Regions from separate parts of the Homo sapiens genome. Here region 1 is linked to region 2. The links are chromatin contacts, found by Hi-C or POLR2A ChIA-PET in ENCODE. All regions are on one chromosome and are shown on one strand. Each heading gives the region's core, a stretch centred on a gene start or an enhancer-like site at or near the end of the contact. The rest is flanking DNA. Distances are from core to core; before and after follow the strand shown. Region 1 overlaps LOC105377727 (a long non-coding RNA gene). Region 2 overlaps LOC105377727 (a long non-coding RNA gene).

Evidence for each region. A loop is a pair of places that touch in the nucleus more often than their neighbours do. ChIA-PET counts read pairs that join two places held with the same protein, here RNA polymerase II (POLR2A). Pooled maps may share reads with other maps.
Region 1: a loop to region 2 is called in a map of heart left ventricle, with 2.3 times the contacts of the local background. The contact joins two enhancer-like sites. A Hi-C loop is called at or near these places in 3 of 168 maps with a recorded cell type or tissue (adrenal gland, heart left ventricle and sigmoid colon) and 3 of 50 pooled maps. POLR2A ChIA-PET finds 5 or more read pairs at or near these places in 2 of 52 experiments (AG04450 and MCF 10A).

The regions. Positions count from the first base shown.
Region 1 is chr5:172,530,374-172,536,103 of GRCh38, forward strand. LOC105377727 (a long non-coding RNA gene) reads left to right here. Exons shown (of 2, transcript XR_941225.3): 2 at 5,106-5,730. Among named protein-coding and RNA genes, the nearest start is that of LINC01944, 26 kb to the right of the region's middle. RefSeq lists an enhancer at 3,276-3,345. Within about 2 kb of position 3,203, at least 7 of the 41 ENCODE cell types and tissues checked have a DNase peak (open chromatin) inside an H3K27ac peak, as active enhancers do.
Region 2 is chr5:172,485,098-172,491,493 of GRCh38, forward strand. All of the region lies in intron 1 of LOC105377727 (a long non-coding RNA gene), which reads left to right. Among named protein-coding and RNA genes, the nearest start is that of SH3PXD2B, 34 kb to the left of the region's middle. Within about 2 kb of position 1,519, at least 2 of the 41 ENCODE cell types and tissues checked have a DNase peak (open chromatin) inside an H3K27ac peak, as active enhancers do.

The sequences.
Region 1 (5,730 bases), core at 1,953-4,452, 47 kb after region 2:
ATGGTGCTGCCATTTTTACTAGAAGGACAAGGTAGTGACAAGACATTGGGTGAATGTCAAGAGGCAGGAGATGGCTAGTGACCCCCTAGGAAAGTGGCGAGGGTTAGAACTGACAGTACACAAGTCCTTCAAACCTGCATCTGGCTTCACTGTATGTGCAGAGTGCTGAAGGAGGGGCCAGAGGAGCTGGGTCTGCTGATGCCCACTCCAGAGGCAGGCTCAGGGCAGGCCCATCAGCACCACAGCAGGAGACAACAGTGAGCCCTCGGCGGGCACCAGGCCAATGCTTCCCACGTACTCCTCAGGTAATCCTCGCAGAACACGTCAAGCACACACTATTAGCATCTCATTTTACAGAAGTGGAAACTGAGGCACAGAGTCGTAAGATAAGTTATCTACAATCACACAACCGTTAAGAGGAGAAGCCAGAAGTCACCTATAGAATCCGGAATCTGTTTGAGTCCAGAGCCTGTTTACTGATTTTAAGGGCTGAGAAGTAACTCCTTTAGGATTTTCTAACCTACAGATGGAGAAACGTGGACATCTTGGTGGGGGTGGGGAAATTCAGCCTACCGATCCCCAAAATGTGTTCGAGTTCTTTATTCATTCAAGTAGTAAGAAGTGAAACTGAAAATTTCAGAGGAAGCTCCATGACACAATAAATATCAGAAACTAAATTACATGTTGAGATGAGTTCCCCTGGGCACTTGTGAAATGATTTATCCAGCCTCTGGTGACCTGACTCTTCAGCCCCTCACTCACGTGGAGGCTGTAAAAAGGAAGCGAATGAAGCTTGGGAGAGGAGCTGGGGCCAGGAGCCCCACCCTATCCCAAGAGTGCTTTTTCTTTTACTTCAGGTCAAGAGAGAGGAATTTCAATAGAACACTTGGAGGGCTTCATCCCTGTCCCTTGCAGTCAGGGGATACAGTAGTGGGCAGTGTCTGGCTCTCGCTTGGAAAATCGACAAGATAAGACCATCTTAGTGATTTCACTGACTGCCCCAACAGCAGACGTGAAAGAGAGGTTGTGGCCGCAGTGGGATTGGCCACCTTCTCGAGTTTCTTGGGGAAGGCATACATGGACATTTCCCATGGATTAGATGAGGGCCACAGGGCAAAAGGGCTGGAATGAGACCATCCAAGGTCTGTCCAAAAGGCCCCCTCCCCAGGAGAAGGTGAGCTCTTAGCAGCTGGAAGCTGGAGGGGGCAGCTGATTCCGAAAGGCTATCGACAGAGGAAGCAATGAGACTCAAGAGATGACATCACCCACATTGAGGGCCTAGCACTGGGGGGGGAGGTCTCTGAAGAACTCACAAAAGCACCCACGAGAATCAGCTTTATGCTTGCAAGCAGAGGACAGTATAAGGCAGTCCCCATCAAGTGGACCCTCTCCTGTCCCCTTTTACCTCCCCTCCATTCTCCCTGCCATCCCCATCCAAGTGCAGAACAGTGACAGCAGCTGGCAAGTGAGAAAGGGGGTGAGTGGGAAGGAAGAAACTGGCCTACCTTACCTTCTTCGCAGAAGGCAGGCAGTCTTCCTGCAGCAAGAGGTGGCTCTCATCCAAGCATCCTCTAAGCATTTCCAGGGCACCTGCTTGACACCAGGTCCTGCTTGGGCATGAAGGCAGTAGGGTCATGGGTGAAAGTGAAACGAAGCTGTGACTCCAGCAGAGCCCCTGCCATCTAGAAGCTCCCATTCTAGCCTAAGAGGCTGGCATAGAAAAGGTACTTACAAAATGGTGGGATGCATAACAAAGGCTCATCTTCATTGAGTATCTACTCTGTGTGCTAGGCACTTTGCCTGGATGCTTGCTCAATCCTCCTAACAACCTCGAGATGAGTACTGTTGTGCCCATTTTACAAACGGAAAACTTGGAGCTCCAAGAGGTTATGTGGATTTGAACTCAGTGCTATCTGACTCCAAATGTGAAGTTTTGTTGGTTTGTTTTGTTTTGTTTTTTTTGAGGCAGAGTCTCGCTCTTCACCCAGGCTGGAGTACAGTGGTGCAATCTCAGCTCACTGCAACCTCCGCCTCCCCGGGTTCAACCAATTCTCCTTCCTCAGCCTCCCAAGTAGCTACGATTACAGGTGCCCGCCACCACGCCTAGCTAATTTTCTGTATTTTTAGTAGAGACAGGGTGTTGCCATGTTGGCCAGGCTGGTCTTGAACTCCTGACCTCAGGTGATCCACCCACCTTGGCCTCCCAAAGCGCTGGGATTACAGGCGTGAGCCACCGTGCCCGGTCCAAATGGCATGTTTTTAACCACTCTGCTGTAACAGTACACAGAGGAGGCACCCAGGGTGGGTGGTGTGTGGAAGAATGGGGTTTGGGGGGATGTGCTGATGAGAGAAGTGCATTCCAGAAAAGTGAATCAGCATTTTCGAAGGCTGTGTATTTGTGTGGGTGCAAGACACTGTTTGTGTAGCTGCTAATTAGCATTGATTGAGCACTTACTGCATTTCAGGCACTTTCCTTGTATTTAATCCTCACAGCTTGCTGTGTATTCTCACCGGCATTTTTAATAAAGGAGGGATCTTAGGCTCGGGGAGTTGTAGCCCAGAGACCCACAGACAGTAGAGGAGAGAAACCAGAACTAGCACTCAGGTCTGTTTCAGACTAGCCGCGTTCTCTCCACTACACCAGCCATGTGGCTGGATATTAGCATCAATAGGAAAAGACAGGGATAGTCGACTTCTGAGGGGTGTTCTGGCTGCCCCATCCAACCCCTTTTTTGGAAGTGGCCCCGTAATTTCTTTTTTAGGAAACCATAGCTCCCCAATCGTCCATCTTCTTGCTTTGAGTGGGACCCACCCTACTCTCTGCCGGTCAATATACTGACTACCCTGGCCACAGGATTGATCGGTTCAGAGATGGGCACGTGATCCCAGCTGGTCCAATCACAGGGAGCTCGGGGGCTTGAAAAGGTGCTTCCGGGCGGAGGCTTTCTTCGTGCCTTCCCTGAACTGGGAGGGCTGGGCATGAGGTTCTTCTTCTTCTTTTTAGTTTGCAAGCATTTATTTTATTCTATTCACACTGTACTGGTATTATACAACCTGCAAAAAGTACAAAAGACTAATCCATGTTTACATGCTGGGTCAGAGCCAAGTTGCAAAAAAGGAAGACAGCACAGACAGATACAAAAAGAGCTCAGGTGTCCCGTACAAGCCACAAGCCTCACTGTCACGTGAAGTATTTAAAGCTGTATATATCGCCACAGGAGAATCTCTGGTCTTTGCAGCAACCACACAGAGGTAGGGGTGGGAGGAGGACTAGGCTACAGCCCAACTGGTGTGAAGAGTCGGGGAGGGGGAGCCCAGGAGTGGGGGCAGAATCCTGGGCCCTAACGTGGGCATCTGGTGGGCAGCAGGGCCCCTGATTGAACCCGGCAGGCCGAGCCACTGTGGGGAGACCACATGTTCTCGTTAAGCCGACAGACCATGCTATAAATGAAACTAGAGAGAGTCAGGGACTACTTGTACTTTCTCTAATAACCGCCCACCAGACTCACAGACACAGTGTGTCCCAGGTGGGTCATCAGGCAACTGCACTTCATGTCACAGTAATAAATAGGAGGCTGAGATTACAGTGAAAAATTCAGTGTGGACGTTTCTGTGGGATGGCACAGTGCTTATCACTCTGAATAATGAGGCATTCCTTTCAGTATCTCGAAATGCCAAGTTCCCTCCAGCCTGGGGCTTTGGCACACCCAGTTTCTGCCTGGACTGTTTGTTCTTGCACCATGTCTTCACCCAGATCCCATTCTCCAGATCCTGCATGAATTCTGCTTTTCCCTGGAGCCTCCCTGGACCCCTGAGGCTTGGCTGGCAGCCCCTGCCCCTGGGATCCCATTGTTTCTGGCTACCAAGCAGAGGTCAGCCTGCCTTGTAGCCAGGCTGTGAGCTTTTTAAGAGTGGGGACACTTTTCCTAGTGGTCTCTCCTCTGTCTTCAGTGCCTAGCCTAAGTGCCTGACACATGCTTGTTGCCTGATGACATAAACAGAGGGCAGGAATTGTGTCTGACTCATCTCTGGTTGGGCATCACCCAGGGCTGGCTTCATGGGCTTGCGACCAGTGCCATCACATAAGGCCCTAGAAAGATGGGGCCTTGGTCACCACGTGTGATGTCACCATCATTGTCTTGAAATTTTTAATAATTTTTTTTTGAATTTGTGTTTCGTAAGTGAAGTCTGATGGGACCCCTAAGCATGCTTTAGGGACTTGGAGCCTCAGCTCTCGCACAGTCCTGCCTTCCATCACCTCCCCAGGGTGGGTCAGATACCCATCCCTCCACCTCCACCCCCTGCCCCTGCCCTATGACTGCTGCTGTCCTCCACCCAGCAGGCACACAGAGGATTAGGGGTAGGCATGCACACTTGGTGGCATCTTTTGGTAGGGCATGCTCCAGGGTTAAGCACCACAGTGCATCTGGTGGGTGGCCAGCTGGAGGCTGTGTCTCAGCCAGGTCCAGCCTTTCGCCCACCCCTGATCCAGGTACCCAGAGCATGTTGGCTTAGAGCGTTAAACATTCCCAAGGATCCCTGTCTGCGGTGGGTTGGAGAACAGGCTGTGGGAAGAGGCAGGCTTGGCTCAGCTTCCCCAGACCCCGCCCTAGCCAGGGCAGGTCTTGTCAGTCCAGTCACTGGCTGAGGGTGAACCCAGCTGCCCTCAGACTCAAGCAAGCATGCGTGTCCCATGTTGCAGGGTAAGGCCCCAGGCACTTGTGAACTTCTGTCCTCTCCCTGCTAGTATCCCCCATACCAGAGAGAGTATCCCTGTACCCAGGAATGCTCCAGCAGCTGGCTCTGTGTCAGGTGTGTGTGTATGTGTGTATGTACGTAGGTATGGGTGTGTGTGTGTGTTGGGTGTGTGTGTGTGTGTGTGTTCCTCTCCTCCTCTTTTCAGCCTTGTTTCTGGCTTGTTTGTCTCTTATGGCCACTTAAGGCACTCCCATAGGGTTGAGCCACATAATACAAACTGTAATTTCAGTGATTTTGATAATGCATTAAATGCTCGCTCTTTTGCATTTGAAACTGGAATTTCACAATATAAAGATGAACAGTAAATTCATGCCAGTAATAAAAAATTTTATTTTTTCTTTACTTAGAACATCAAATAGCAAATGAATAGCATCATAAGAAGTCAAGAGAAAGACCATGGAAGAAAGAAGAAACTTTAACAGCGCTTTTTTCATGATCTTTGAACAAGGAGCTCTAAATTATCATTTTGCACTGGCTCTGTCCCAGCTCATGTTTGTTGAGTGAATAAATAAATAAATAAATGCATACATACATATTTATTAGTACATGGAACACACTGATTATCTTCCATTTCCTAACAACACTGTATGTAATCAGGATTGCAGGCATGTTATGAAATACTAGAATAGCTGAATATTAAAATTATTCTGGAATCATGTATGCTTATTGTTGGGGTTATTTGTGACGTCTCCAAAGTCATCACAGTTTTCTCAGCATCAATGTCCTCATCTCACCCCAGTCCTAGTTCTAGTCTTAGTGGAATAGATTGTATCAGACTAATCCTCTGACAGACAACAACGATCAACTGTGGATGAAATTTTAAAACAACTATTTAAAAATGCCAGAGAGCAAACAAAAGCAGACAAGTTAGAGGGACTTCAACCCACGAAATCAATAAACGTACTGACTGAGACTCATGCACACACACATGACAGAGGGACAGAAGCTCTATGAGAGGAGGACCCTTATCCA
Region 2 (6,396 bases), core at 269-2,768:
GTGTGTGCATGTGTGTGCTGTGTGCATGCTCATGCGTGTGTGCATGTGTGTGCCGTGTGCATGCTCGTGCGTGTGTGCATGTGTGTGCCGTGTGAATGCTCGTGTGTGTGTGCATGTGTGTGCTGTGTGCATGCTCGTGTGTGTGTGCATGTGTGTGGGGGATCAAGTCCACCAATCTTCTTTGAGACTCCTTCCTACTGGGTTGTCTCTGGATTCAAGACAGTGTCTAATTTCCTCTGTAACTCTGAGACCTGGCATGGGGCTTGTCACAGAATGGCCTCAGGGAATTTGGTGGAATCAAGAAAATGAATAGGATCCTGGGGTGGGTGAGAACCCGGTTGGCTGCTATGACAACTGTAGCATGGAGGACTCAGAGCAGCCTGGGTCCTGTTGATGATCTGGGAGGTTTTGCAGTAATTTTTCTGTGAAATGGCTTGGGGAGTGGAAGGCAGTTTCCATTCTCACCATCTTGGAAAGACGGTGCCCAGAAGCATGGAGCAGGGTGTGAGGAGGTGACAAGAGTGCTCTCCCAGGAACAGAGTTCTCCCACTTCCATGTCCTCAACTGTGCATTGCCATAACTACTCCAAGTCTGCATTTGTTTACTGAAGACCTACTATGTGCCAGTCTCTTGGCTGAGCACTTTCCAATCAGCTGTGGTCCATAAGCCTCTCCAGGGCGGGAGCTGTGTCTATCTTGTCAATAACACAATGCCAGGCACATAGAAGGTGCATAATACATACTTTGTGAGTGAGTGAATGAATGAACAAATGAATGAATGAAATGAGTGAGTGAGTGACTCTGGCTGCTGCCTCACATAAAAGATAAAAGGAAGTTAGCCTTGGAAAAGTTAGGCAAAGGGAGGATAGGCAGAAGGGTGAGTAGGATGGGAAGGATGTTCCAGGCACAGGAAGCCGCATATGCAAAGGCCCTGTGGTGAGAAGAAGCTTGCAATTGGAACCCAGTCTCCATAAATGGCTCTTTCATCATACCCCATGGTCCTCTGAGGTAAGTCCTTTTATTACCACCACTCTCAATTTGAAAAGTCCTTTCCATCCCTCCAAAAGGTTATGGAGAACATATAGAATAGTGAATTGGAGTACAGACTGCCTGGGCCTGGGCCCGGCTCTGCCCCTGAATAGCTGTGTTTACCTGGGGTACTTGTTTCAGTGTTTTTATCTGCCAAGTAGAGGCAACAGCAGAACCTACCTCATGGGGTTTTTGTGTCACTAAATGGGCTCATAGAATATATTATTATCTCGTGGGAAGCAGAGCTGTGCTGAGTCAAACCTAAACTCAGTGCCTTGGTTAGACAACCCTCTTGGAGGGCAGAAGGACAAGAGCGTTGGCCATCCCCTACTGCAGGTGGGAGCGTGCAGTCAGGCCTGTTCCAGCCTCTCTCTTCTGCCTGAGTCCCCCGCCCCTTGGCGTTGATCAGAAAGGACATTGGGGCAGAAGATTTGTCCTTTGTATGAGGCCTCCATGTTCTGAGAGTTGGTGACGGTGATGGGCCCGTTGTCTCTGTTTCCAGACAGTTCCAGACAGGACCAAGCGTGGCTGCGTCAGAAAAGCATGGAGTGAGACAAAGCTGCTATTTTAAGGCAGCTGCGGGAGCTCGGAGGGCGCGCCTGTGTTCTCCTGTCACAGGCTTGTCAGAGTTGCTGGAGTGAGCTTGGAAGTCAGGGCAGAGGGGGCAGGACAAGGAGAGGAGGGGTCCTCGGCTGACTCACAGACAGACTTGGGAAAGCCAGGGTCCCAGAGGAAACCAGACACAGCAGGGGGAACTTCAACAGGGGCATCTGTATGGGGCAGGGAAAATGTTTATAATCACAGGCTGTGCAAATGGCCATAGAGATCATTTAGGCAAATGCCCCCATTTCACAGGTGAGAAAACTGAGGTGAGAGACGCAAGTGTGGTGGAGGGGCAGAGGCTTCTTTTCTTTGTAAATCAGTGAAGCATTTTGTTTTAAATAATCACCGTATTAAATAGTATTAATCGTATTAAATATTATTATTTATACTTATATTTATAATAATAATAATTATTATTAATACCGTATTAAATAGTATTAAATAAGGTATGGCACATTAATACTATAGTCCTTTGTCATATTTAAAAAAACAAAAAAGATCTGTGTGAACCAACTTAGATTTCTAAGACTTGTTAAGAGAAAAAGAAGTTGTAAGAGAACGTGTACAGCATGTACTTATTAAAAAACAGAGGCAAAGCAAGATTTCCTATTTCAGTAGGTCCAGGTATGGCTATCAAGGCTTTGAGAAAGTTCTGGAAGGATGTTAGCCAAATGGAGTAGGATGGTCAACCTTCAGAGGGGACGGGATGGGGAGTGTGGGGCAGGGGACCTTCACTTCATCAGGATTGTTCCAATTGTTAAGAGAACCTTTTCATGTGTTACTTTTGTCGTTAAAACACAGGATACATAATATTTTTTAAAAATTGTTTTCCAAAGGCTTGTTTGGCCTTGAGGCTGGATTTGTCCAGAAAGCATTTCTCTCCTGGGTATCAAACCCTGTGAAACCCTGGCCTCTCCTCTCTGAAGCCTCACCCTGCTCCCGCTCCCCCACCACACACTGGATTTTATAAAATACAGAAAAATGATAAAAATGCTAATTAAAAGACATTCACTCAACTCCTTCTGCCCGAAGGAAGGCCATGAGAAGATGCTTTTTCTCATGATGCCTCAGGCTTCCAGGAAATTCCCGAGCCCTGGGGGCAAGGCCTGTGGGGGTGCATCACCTCCCAGAGAAGCGATCAGAGGTAGGGATGGAGCCCCTGCGTCCCTCTTCAGAGCGTGGGGTGCTTCCGCTTCGTCACTTCCCACTCTTTGTCTTGAGATAAGCAGTCAGCACCCTGGACACGCTCTTCCCAGAAAAACGCACAGTTTTCATTATTTAACAATGTTTGCATATTTGCTAGTTTTTCAAAATTAATTTTTAGGAGCATGAATAAAATAAGAATACATTCTCCACGATGGGAAAGGGAGTTCAGGAAGAAAAGCAAGCACCGTAGATGGGCTAAAGTCGCTTTGAACAGCCCCCCCCTCCAGGGGTAACCACTGTTAACAGTTTGGTGCAGATCCTTCCAAACCTTTTCCTAGGTGTTTATATGGAGTTACTTGGACTCATAGAACTCTGTGATGGTGGTGTGTGTGGAGGAGGGTTAAACATGACCGCAGCCAGTTGTATGCATGGGGTGATGACAGTTTGCGGTTGCTGGGCTGTAAACTCCGCGTGGTGATTCCATCTTTGTCCTGTTCCTCATGGTTTCCCCCTGCCTGGTGCATGGCAGGTGTCTGCGAGGTCCCCAGTCTGCCTGGCTTCCATCTCCAGGCATGGCCTCGTGACTGGCACTCTGTTGCGGTGTCAGACGCCTGAACGAGCCTCTGTTCCTAACAGTGCCTCAGACGGGAGGCTTGGGGGTACGGCCGAGAGGGGAGTGGCCAATCAGAGGCACTCCTGGGAGGGACAGCCCTGGAGATCGGAGCCTTGTTGGGTGGCCGTGTGGCCCCAGAGAGAAGAGAAGCGGGAGGAGAAGGTTTTGTGGAAATCCAGAGGGGAGAGGGCAGGGCTGGGACTCCTCAGAACTTCCCTTGGGAAGAAATGGCGAGCTGTGATGTGGGAGTGGGCCTTCGAGGGTCCTCAGTGGGGAGGCCCATGTTGGGGGCTTGGATCACAGCCACTGGGAAGCTGCTGATGCCCTCCCCAACAGAAGTCTATCAGACATCCCAACCATGTGGAAAAAGTAGAACTGGTGACCAGTCTGGAAGGGAAAAAGAGACCATCTTTAGATATGAATAGGCCTCTTGACCAAACGAGATAGGAAAACCCACTTCCCGTGCTTCTGTGGAATTATGCTCAGGTCAGCGTGGGCCCCAGTCTGGGCTCAACACTTCCTGACTCTGAGCACTTCATGTTTCCTACCTGGCAGTAGCAGGCTGTGTCCTGAGCACACTGCAGGATCTTAGCCAGCCTCAGCTCACCTGCTCTTCAAGGGCCCTACCACATGTAAGATGGAGGTATTGAGTTCTGGAATAAACTTCATTGATTCATATGTGTTGATCATCTGCATGTGTCTTAGTCCATTTTCGCACTGCTATAAAGAAATACATGAAACTGGGTAATTTATAAAGAGAAGAGGTTTAATTGGCTCACGGTTCTGCAGGCTGTACAGAAAGCATGGCTAGGGGGAGGCCTCAGGAAACTTATAATCATGGCAGAAGGTGAAGAGGAAGGAGGTGCATCATCCTAGGGCCGGAGCAGGAGGAAGATAGGGAAGGGGAGGTACCGCACACTTGTAAACAACCAGATCTCATGAGAACTCACTCACTATCATGAGAACAGCAAGGGGGAATCCACCCGCATGATCCAATCACCTCACACCAGGCCCCTCCTCCAACATTGGGGATTACAGTTTAACATGAGATTTGGGCGGGGACACAAATCCCAACCATATCAGTCAGTATCAGGGTTCTTTGGTTGCAAATGACAGAGTAAAAGCTCATGTGCTCTGCTGTCCAAGGCAGCATCCTCCAGGACTTCTCAGTTTCTCTCCATTTCAGGGGTTGGCTTCTTCAGCGGGGCCCCTGTGGTTGGGTTGACCTTCCCTCTGGTCCCAAGACAGCTGCCAGCAGCACCCAGAGCTACATCTTCCTTCATTCGCATCGAGTGGGAAGAACAGGCACCTCTCTGCAGCATTCCCAGCAAAGCCTGGAGTTTCCTTCTGATGGGTCATCTAGGGTCACAGGCTCTCCCTGGAGCGGGCCAGCTCAGCTGGGGCATAGGCACTTGAGGTGGCCAGGCCAGTCACAAGTCCACCGTGGAGTGGGGTCAGTCAATTTCCCTGACTGCCTCAAGGACAGTGGGCGGCAAAAGCCCTGCGCCCCTGAGGCAACAGGAACATGGAGCCTTCTCCGTGTGCCCGCGAGGTTGGAAGATGAAGCGGGTGTCGGATCATAGGTGAGGATGGAGGCTCCTGCGTCCACACGCACCCCACAGTCGGGCTACCTGACCTGGGGGGAGAGGTGCAACTACCCCAGTGCTTTAAATATCACCCTGTGGTGGCCGGGTGTGGTGGCTCATGGCTGTATTCCAAGCACTTTAGGAGGCCGAGGCAGGCGGATCACTTGAGATCAGGAGTTCGAGACCAGCCTGGCCAACATGGTGAAACCCCGTCTCTACTAAAATTAAAAAAATTAGCTGGGCATGAGGGCGGCGCCTGTAATCCCAGCTACTTGGGAGGCTGAGGCAGGAGAATCACTTGAACCCGGGAGGCGGAGGTTGCAGTGAGCCGAGATTGTGCCACTGCACTCCAGCCTAGGCAAAGAGAGCAAGACTCCATCTCAACAACAAACAACAACAAAAAAGATAAAAATAAAAATCACCCCACGGGGATTGTTGCTTTTAGAACCTAGATTTCCCAAGAGAGAATATCAAAATCTATCATTTTATGAGCGAGGAAACAGGAAAGTTATGACTTGTCCAGGTCACACAGCAGCTCGGGGCCAGAGCTGATGGCAGAATTCAGGGGTTTTGACTCCCAGGGGAGTGCTCAGCTTAGGGGAGTGATCAGCCAGGCGTGTGATTCATTGCAAGAGGCAGGGGTAAATAAATGCTCCTAAGTGGAGGTGGGTGAAGTATGGGCCATGGCGGGGGTCATTCCTGCAATGTCTCTTCTGTGTCCTGGGGTGGGTGGTGGGGGCTGTCAAGGAACTAGCTGGGCCCTCGCTAGTCAAGCATGACTCTAGGCCCTGGCCTGATAGAGTGGGCAGTCCCAGAAGCTCTCCCGAAATGTGTGGCATGTCTCCCTGCTGATATGGAGCCAGAGAGATCTGCCACTTGCCAGCTGTGTGACTTTAGGCAAGTTACTTCACCTCTCTGTTGCCTCCTCAGGTGTGTAATGAGACCAACCACCCTGCTTCTCTAGGGGGCTTGGGGGAAGGAATGAGACAAGATGTGAAGCGTCCAACACGGTGGCTGTCCCTGGTCAGTACCCAGGAACTGTGCATGGCTCCCCACAGGGGCACAGACGGTCCATCCTTAGGCACATGTGTTTCCTCAGGTAGCTCCTGGCTTAGTCTCAGGACTGGGCCTGAGGGTGCCTGGGAAGGAATGGGCATTCTGCCTGGCATCTGCAGGTGAGCAGGAATTGCTTCTAGAATGCCAGGCCAGCTTGGGCATGCTGCTCCTGAGGCCCGGCTGCCTACTGGCCACCCACACTCTGGGGAGGCTCTTTTCCCGGCCCTGCTTCTGGGGTTCCAAGGGGAGGCCTCGGGTCATCTGCTGGGAGCAGCTGCAGGATGAAGACAGGGTGACTCACCTGCAGACAGGGAGGCCAAGTCAAGGGATCAAAACAAGACAGAGACTTCTTTTCTTCCCTAGG